3 separate regions of the Homo sapiens genome follow, and all the other regions are linked to region 2. A link is a contact called in ENCODE Hi-C or POLR2A ChIA-PET data. All regions are on one chromosome and are shown on one strand. Each heading gives the region's core, a stretch centred on a gene start or an enhancer-like site at or near the end of the contact. The rest is flanking DNA. Distances are from core to core; before and after follow the strand shown.

Region 1 (3,087 bases), core at 229-2,728, 620 kb before region 2:
ATAATGACAATAAAAGTAGGACCTCCAGTATGATCTCTTCATGTCTGTTCTTGCCACATTCTCATAACCAGCTGTGAGGGAGGCAGAACAGAAATTATGACCTTCTTGTTGCAGTGGAGGACACCGAGGCACAGGGAGGCTGAAGACCCTGGGGCTGCCTGGGTGATGGCTGAGCTGGATCTGGACTGTGTGTCCTTTTCCTCCTGATCCCAGGACGTTTTTATTGGACATGACTCATGACAGCTATTATGAAGCAGAAACATCTTCCAACTTTGTTTGTGCAACCACGTTTAAACTTAATGCATGTCAGAGCACCTCTCTGAAGAAGGAAGAAAACTAAGATGGATTCATTCAACAAATAATGTGCTGAGCACGTACTTTGTGCCAAGCACCTGGGATTCAAAAATGAGCAATATGTGATCTCTACTCCCCAGCAGTTCAATTGATTAGGCAGGTTTTTTTTGCTTATTTAAATTTCTCATTTGTTATTGCATAGAAACACCAACCAAAAAGTGATACTCCCCATCCTGCAACTATTTTTGTATCCCCACGGAATTCCACTGGGCTGCATCCACTGATAGGAGAAGACACACTTCTAAAATTAGGAGAGGGTATCCAGGAACAAGGAGCAAAGATGAAAAACCGTAAGCAAATGCTAAAACCACCCCTGGCTCTGGGAGGGGCTTGGGCTGCGGGGAGATGAGAGAGGCCCCTTGACTTGGTGCAAAAGTGCTTCCAGGAAAGAAGCTGGGAGCCGCTTCCTGGACAAAGGCTGAGGGACTGACAGGGAGTCAGAGAGGCAGCCCCAAGAACCACTACTACATGCCACAATCAGATGCTGGAAGGAAACCCAAAGTCCATTCTTTGAACACACAAAGTCATTGAGGTCCTGTTTCCACAGATGAGAGTTTGGGGCCACACCCCACCCATAGCAAATCCTTTTCTGAATTGATGTGGTAGAGTGTTAAGGGCAGAGGCTTAAAGCTCCAAGCTAGCTTGACAATGGGCATTCCTGTCACTAAATCTCAAAAAAACACTTTTTATCATTTTACCTCTTTCCCTAGACTGGGCCCAACCATGCCTTGTCCTATGAACAGAAAAAGTATTCAAGCTGCTCTCTTAAAGCAGCTTTTATCTCCTCAGTGAAGTGGCAATTTTGGGACAAATTTCCACATGAAGAATCAAAATGTTCCAAGCCTAAATAGGGTTCTAGCAACACACTCTTAACTCACAGAAAAGAGCCTCTAACTTAGATTTCTGCTTTCCTTTGCAGAATCTGTAGCCTGAACACACTGGTTTTAACTCCACAGGCCTGAAGACACAAGCAGAAGAGACTCAGAAAAGCCAAGGACTGAGTGAATTCACAATGCAAGCAGAAACATCAGCAGGCAAATTAGGGCCCACATGGTTTCGGTTTTAATGTTCTTTGTTTTGTTTTGCATTTTTCTTTACAGATGGCGTACTGCTCTGTTGCCCAGGTTAGAGTGCAGTGGCTTGATCATAGCTCACTGCAGCCTTGAGCTCCTAGGCTCAAGCAGTCCTCTTGCCTCAGCCTCCTGAATAGCTGGGACTACAGGTATGTGCCACTGAACCTGGCTTGTTGTTTTGCTTTCTAAGACCACATTTACATTAGCCCATCTATTGTTCAGAGTCTTGCTATGTTGCCCAAGCTGGTCTCAAACTTCTGGGATGAAGGGATCCTTCCACTTCACCCTCCCAAGTAGCTGGGAGTACAGGTGTGTGCCACTGTGTCCAGCTTAGCCCATCTTTTTTTTGTTGTTGTTGTTTTTAAATTTTACTTTAAGTTCTGGGATACATGTGCAGAACGTGCAGATTCGTTACATAGGTATACATGTGCCATGGTGGTTTGCTGCACCCATTAACCCGTCATCTAGATTGTAAGTCCCACACGTATTAGGTACTGGTCCTAATGCCCTCCCTCCCCTTGTCCCCCACCCCCTGACAGGCCCCAGTGTGTGATGTTCCCTGCCCTGTGTCCATGTGTTCTCATGGTTCAGCTCCCACTTATGAGTGAAAACATGCGATGTTTGGTTTTCTGTTCCTGTGTTAGTTTGTTGAGAATGATGGTTTCCAGCTTCATCCATGTCCCTGCAAAGAACATGAACTCATTCTTTTTTATGGCTGTATAGTATTCCATGGTGTATATGGGCCACATTTTCTTTATACACTCTATCATTGATGGACATTTGGGTTGGCTCCCATTTTTAAAACAGCAAAGAAATGCTATAAGAGCCAGGCCATTGGGGGTACAAGTGAAGTTGAATTATCTTCATGTTATAAACATAAAAAATTAGACCCAGAACTTGAAAGAGGTCTTAGAAATAATTTACTGACTTTATGTTTCAATGAACAGTCTGAGGCCTCAGTCATACTGATAGTAAGTATGACTAGCTACCACTTATTGATCTCCCACTCAGAATCCAGCACTGGGTAAGGATCATGTAATGGTTTGCCAGGGCTGCTGTAACAAAGCACTGCAAACTGTGTGGCTTAAACAACAGAAATGTATTGTCTCACATATTCAAGATCAAGGTGTCGGCAGGGTTGGCTCCTTCTGAGGGCTGGCAGGGAAGGATCTGTTCCATGCCCCTCCCTCCCAGCTTCTAGCAGTTTGCTAACAACCTTTGGTATTGTTGAGCTTGTAGAAGTGTCACCCTGAGCTCCGCCTTCATCTTCACATGGTGCTCTCCCTGTGTGCATGCCTGCCTCTGCGCCCAAATTTCTCCTTGTTATAAGGACACCAGTCACTTGGGATTAGGGTCCACCCTAATGACTTCATCTTAACTAATTATATTTCAAATGACTCTATTTCCATATAAGGTTCTATTCTGAGGTACTAAGGTTAAGACCTCAACATATGAATTCTGGAGGACAAAATTCAACCCAGAAGTCTACCTTGTATTGGGTCCTCACGGCAAGGCTGCAAAACCCGGGGGGTTGGTGGCCCAGTCCCACCTCCCATGAGCTAATGAATGTGGGTAAGTTGTTTAACCTCCTTGTGCCTCAGTTTCTTCATCTGTAAGATGGGGATAACACAGGCCCACAATTTTGAAACGTTAAAAGCTC
Region 2 (2,738 bases), core at 172-2,671:
AGAAAATCAAATACGTCATGTTCTCACTTGTAAGGGGGAACTAAACAAGGGCTACACAAGGACATGAAGATGGAAATACTAGACAATGGGGACTCCAAAAGAGGGGAGGGTGGCAGGGTGGTGAGTCTTAAGAAACTCCCTATTGGGTACAATGTTCACTATTTGGGTGATCAGTTCACTAGAAGCCCAAAGCTCAGCATTATGTAATATACCCATGTAACAAACCTGCACATGTACCCCCGAATCTAAAATAGAATAAAATAAAAAAATTTAACAGTCATGACAATTAAATGTACTGCAGGATTCATGCCCCCCCCAAAAAAGCAAAACAAATAAATCCTATAAAGGACATTTTAGAAAATTTGAATATGGCTTGAATATTCTTGAGTATGATGATTGTGTTATGGTCATATAGAAGAATGCCTTATTCTCAGGAGATACTGGAGAAAATATTTATGAATGAAATGTCACAATGGCAAAGAACAAGAGAGGGAAAAACAAAGGCAAAATGTGGCACAATTTGGTAAATGTAGGTGAAGAGTATTGGGTGTTTATTCTTTCACCATTTCTATAAGTTTTTAATTTCTCAAAATAAAAAGTTGGGGGAAGAAAGAGCTATGGAACAAGCTCTTGCACACTTCATTTGAAAGTACAAATGGAGAACTGGCATCTCACTCTAAAATGTCATTTCAATTGTTTCTTGGTGTCTGGCTGAAACTTTGATTATTACATCTTCCAAGGTTTATATATTCCTAAAAGTGTAAACATATGTAACAACAACAACCTCAAAATATTTGTGCAGGACAATTACAATTTATAACATGTTTCCACTTATCTCATTTTGTCTTCACAACAATCTTGGAAATAGCTAGAATATTTTTATTCTTCCCATTTTACAAATGAAAAACTGAGAAGCTGAAGGTCTGAGCAACTCAGCCAAGTTTATATACCTAAGACTAACGCCCTCACCTTCTGATTGCAGACCTCATATTTTTTTAGGACACATATTAAATATTCAGGAGGGGGGTTAACAAAACCACTTACTCTCATTATTAATACTTCCTTTTGTACAGAAAGTAAGAGAGAGACTCGAGGGTATTTGTTTATCCCCGGCTGTCTGAGAATTTTCGATTACCCTGACACAGGTGGCTCTGCTCACTGCATTCAATCAGCATGCCAGTAAACCCTCAGAGTGTGTTGCTGCTAAGTCATGTTAGTCTCCAAGTCCTCTGCATGTCACTGCAGATCTGCTGCAGCAGATCGAGGAACTTACAGAAATGAATTCTCCTGAGATCCAGTCAACATCCCCTCAGAATATGGAGTTAAATTTTGTCACAACTCCAAATATCTCTCAGAGAAATGACAACTCACAGAAGGAAGTGCACATGAGTCATAAACCCACAGCCCCAGAATACTAAGCAGCTCTGTTTTTCACCTGACAGCTGGGGTGAGCAGAAGCACTCTCTGTTCTCCCTCTCTCTCTCTCTTTTTTCTTAACTAAAAACAACTTAAGGGAAAAAGAAGAAGAAGAAAAAAGCATCCTTTTGGAGCTTGGTGAAGTCCACAGACTTGTTGTGAGAAGGTACAATAGTCTCCCAAACATTTGGCCCACCTTGTTTTTCCTTTTTTAACTTACTGAATGATACAGATTGAATCTCTTCTGCCTTCGCTGTTGAGTAAAGATGTCATGAAAGAAAAAAAAGGTGGGGGAGGGAGGAGAGAAAATAGAGGAAGTAAACTGCATAGCATATAAGCATATCCTTCTTTAGAATCTTCCCTTCAAACCAGGACTTTATGGAATAAGGTTGGGAATCACTGATTTCCAAAGAAAGCGGAAAATACAACACCAGATGAGTACAATTGTTTTTCTGGAGTATAGTTTTCTTTAAAGCCAGCTCTTCACATATTTTCTGCAGCCTTGGCAATTGTTAACTTCTCAGTAGTTCTAGTAAAGGTAATTTCTCTAAAGCTCTTGTTCTTTCTATGGAACCCAGTTGGAAAAGATCATTTGTTAACCAGGGGCTCTGTTCTTATAGATGCATATCAGAATGATCCACAGTCAGAACTTTGTGGGCCTCTTGTTAATGCTGGAAATTTTTCAACAGGCCTGGAAGATTTGCCGGACCTGAGGCAACATGTCAACAACTGAGAGTGGTGAACTCTGTAATGTGCCTTTGCTGTATGACTTAAGATTATTCAGTTCTGCTCAAGAAAGAAAGTGAAACAAAGAAAGAGGATAAATGAAACTGGGTGGAGATGCAAGTAGCTTGTGAGACATAGGCAGAATTTATATGATGAGCATGGTAAAACTAAGTGGATTAGTAACCCCTGAGTCATAGTGGCCATCAACAAAGTAGAGAATGTGCATGCTGAACACAGATAGGAGGGAGGAATGGAAAGAGGTGATATTGACAACATATCCATATGCATACGACATCAAACATTTGAAATATACTAAATATAAATACATAAAATATGAGAACTTAAGTCTTCAGTCAGCCACCCATTGGTGACCCCCATTCTAGCCACAGAAATCCTCTGTGCAAGGAATGCAAATAGTCCTTAGCTGTTCATCAGGCCAAATGATGAGCTACAGGTCATGGCCAGGTGGGCTTGTCCCTGTGTCTTTCCAAGTATACTACTGACCCGGGCATCTTTTCCTTGCTGAGCCCCTTGCTGAAACCTCAGATTTGACCTATATAATCACACCACGGAGAAGGTCAATGTGGTAGATAGAG
Region 3 (3,046 bases), core at 216-2,715, 930 kb after region 2:
GTCTTTGCTCTTAAGGCTCTCAGCTGACTGGGCGAGGCCCACTCACATTGTGGAGCATAATCGGCTTTACCCAAAGCCTACTGATTTAAATGTTAATCCTATTTTTAAAATATCTTCACAGAACATATAGACTGGTGTTTGACCAAATAACTGAACATCATAGCCAAGCCTCATTGACATGAAAAATTAACCATTACAATCACATTGTAATTATGGTGAGCATTTTGAATATTTTAAAAGAAAAACAGAGATATCTCCTGGGGTAATACACAAAACACACATATAGGGGAAGGTGCTACTAAAATAGAGAACATATGTGGTTCACAACTGTGTGGTCCTAATTAAAGGCAGAGTTTCTTTTATTTTGAGACGGAGTTTCACTCTTGTTGCCCAGGCTGGAGTTGCAATGTCACGAGCTCGACTCACTGCATCCTCCACCTCCCGGGTTCAAGCGATTCTCCTGCCTCAGCCTCCTGAGTAGCTGGGATTACAGGCATCCGCCACCACACACAGCTAATTTTTGTATTTTTAGCGGAGAAGGGGTTTCACCATGTTGGCCAGGCCGGTCTCGAACTCTAAAGGCAGACTTTCAATCAGCATTCCATTATGCAAATTCAGCTTGCAGAAATGTTTATGTTTGACCCATATTGTAGTTTTAAAAATGGATTAATTGCCAGTATTTAAAAATTGGGAAAATTCACAGCAATAAAATCTAGACATTTTAGTTTCCTCAGAAGTTCTGGCAACCAAGGTTCTCATTCCTACTTAGTAATGATTAACAGTAAGTAGTTATCTCATTCAGGCACACATTTCCCATTGAGCCGCTGCACTTATTTATATTAACTGCTAGGCTTTTGGTGGTGTTTGAGATGATGACCTCTTGCCATAAGGAAAAGAGAGATCCTGTGGGCTAGCGAGGTTCTGTGGGGGATCCTAGTTTTGCCTTGATTAGGATTTAGGTAAGCAAAATGAGAAGGGGATATGTCAGTTGACTTTAAAGAAAGAAGAAAAGACACATGGAGGTGGGAATGTGTGTGAGAAAATTTGCCTAACCAGAAGAACAAGCCTGTGAGCTTGGGTGTAGGAGAAAGTAAGATTGAATTGTCAGACAGGAGCTAGCATGGTAATTAAGGCAACATTGTCCTTTTAACAATAAAACTTCAAATTTCCTGTGCCTTAAAACAACTGAAGTTTATTTCTTGATTATGTCAAGTTCAAAATAGGTGTTCCTAGTGGGTGAATCTCTCAAGCAGTTTTGTCTTTTTCCATCTTGTGGCTGTGCCATCTTCACCACTTCTAAAGTCACAGCAGAAGAGGAAAGAAGACGAATGATTATGTAAGGCAGCAGGTTTCTGTCAACCATACCTGGAAGTGGTGCACATACTTTCTGCCCACATTTCACTGGCCACATCCTCCTGCAAAGGAAGGCTAGGAAATAGAGTCCAGCTGTGTTCCCTCGATAAAAGAAGAAACAGGGTTAGTGAATGATTAGCCAGGCTCTAGCACAAGAGACAGGGGCGTTGGAGGTAAGCACGCAAGAGCTATTGTATGAGGTAAGATATTTATTAATCCATTTAGCATATATTTACAGACTACTTACTTCTCTGTGTTGGATGCTGTGCTATGCACCAAGTAGGCTTTTGAGCAAAGGAGCAATGAGGTGAAAGTAGTGTTTTGAGGAATTAGCCTGGGGGCAAAATATAAAAACAAGAGAAAGCAAATTCTTAGTCAGAGGGGCATGGTGAAAAACCTACTGTCTTTCTCCAGCTGAGAGCTAATGAGATTGTGTGGGTAGAGAGCAATATTAATAGTATCAATAACAATCATAGTTACTATATGCCATGCAGTGTTACAAGCTACTTTACATATATTTAACTGTCACTCAAATTTATGATGTAAGTGCTATTACTCTCCTTTTCTAGATGGGGAAAACAAGTCTTCAAATGATTAAGTTATTTGCCCAAATTCACATAAATCTTGGCAGCGCTCGAGGATTTGAACTTAGGAAGTTGATGTTATTTTATAACTACTGTAGTATTAATGAAATGAAAATCAATCTAATGAAAACATTGTGAGCCTAAGTGAACAATAATGAAAACTATATTATTGATTTGGGAAGGACACTGTGACTTTCTAAAAGACCTTCATAACCTGAAGAAGAAGAAGAAGAAGAAGTGAAATTGGGTAAATGACCTTTCAAGAAATCTCCCTATCCTTGGGCACACTTGACTGGATTTAGATAAGTTCTAATGAGTTTTTGGTGAATTCTGAGCTGTTTAAGAATATGACATCTTTTTAACCACACTCAAAACCAAATCATTGTGTCTTGAGGAAAAGCAATTCTTTAATTCCTTGTTCTGATAAATATGCCAGAACACCGATTTCTGTGTCTGTGTCACGTCTTTGTCAGGATTGAAATGGGTATAATTTCAGATAATGGACTTAATATGTGTCTGGTATTTCCAGAAATATTAATAAACACCAGAGACTTTGGGTTGTTGATATAAAGTTCTGTTTTTGGCAGTTGACTGTTGGGATGGCCCAGATGGAGAGCCAGTAGTACATCATGGTTACACTCTCACTTCAAAAATTCTCTTCAGAGATGTTGTGGAGACCATCAACAAGCATGCCTTTGTGAAGAATGAGTAAGTAAAGCAGCACCTGTGAGCTAAGCGGTAGCCTCCCGCATGGAGCATTGCCTGATGTAACGTAGCTACAAAACCACATCCTCTTCCTTGGACTCTACACTGCCCTCTTTGCTAGACTAGTTTTCTCCCTCCTTCTCAGCAAAACATTGTGAACAAATAATGTGGCCTTCCCGTTTGTACTTTCTCATGCTGCATTTATTCCTTGTCCCATTCTTTCTCAATATGCCTCCTTAAAGACATTCTTGCAAATAGTGACCTCTAAATTTCTAAATCCAGGGTGTAGAGTGTCCATAAAATCTGGAAACATAGGTTACTGTGTACATAATTAGTGGGTTCTGATCATGATGGATGTCTTATCTATACACTGAGGTGTCTGGAGTCCTTATGTTACTTGACCC

What was found. A loop is a pair of places that touch in the nucleus more often than their neighbours do. ChIA-PET counts read pairs that join two places held with the same protein, here RNA polymerase II (POLR2A). Pooled maps may share reads with other maps.
Region 1: a loop to region 2 is called in a map with no recorded cell type, with 6 times the contacts of the local background. The contact joins two enhancer-like sites. A Hi-C loop is called at or near these places in 1 of 37 single-sample maps with no recorded cell type and 8 of 50 pooled maps. POLR2A ChIA-PET finds 5 or more read pairs at or near these places in 1 of 52 experiments (GM10248).
Region 3: a loop to region 2 is called in a pooled map, with 12 times the contacts of the local background. The contact joins two enhancer-like sites. A Hi-C loop is called at or near these places in 3 of 37 single-sample maps with no recorded cell type and 3 of 50 pooled maps.

What each region holds. Positions count from the first base shown.
Region 1 is chr3:157,101,847-157,104,933 of GRCh38, reverse strand. LINC00880 (long intergenic non-protein coding RNA 880) reads left to right here. Exons shown (of 4, transcript NR_034007.1): 2 at 1,455-1,576; 3 at 2,842-2,999. Among named protein-coding and RNA genes, the nearest start is that of LINC00881, 14 kb to the right of the region's middle. Within about 2 kb of position 1,478, at least 5 of the 41 ENCODE cell types and tissues checked have a DNase peak (open chromatin) inside an H3K27ac peak, as active enhancers do.
Region 2 is chr3:156,483,119-156,485,856 of GRCh38, reverse strand. All of the region lies in intron 8 of KCNAB1 (potassium voltage-gated channel subfamily A regulatory beta subunit 1), which reads right to left. Among named protein-coding and RNA genes, the nearest start is that of KCNAB1-AS1, 38 kb to the right of the region's middle. RefSeq lists enhancers at 1,983-2,072, 2,103-2,362, 1,596-2,738. Within about 2 kb of position 1,421, at least 16 of the 41 ENCODE cell types and tissues checked have a DNase peak (open chromatin) inside an H3K27ac peak, as active enhancers do.
Region 3 is chr3:155,553,675-155,556,720 of GRCh38, reverse strand. It overlaps PLCH1 (phospholipase C eta 1), which reads left to right. Exons shown (of 23, transcript NM_014996.4): 9 at 2,525-2,645. Among named protein-coding and RNA genes, the nearest start is that of PLCH1-AS2, 69 kb to the right of the region's middle. Within about 2 kb of position 1,465, at least 3 of the 41 ENCODE cell types and tissues checked have a DNase peak (open chromatin) inside an H3K27ac peak, as active enhancers do.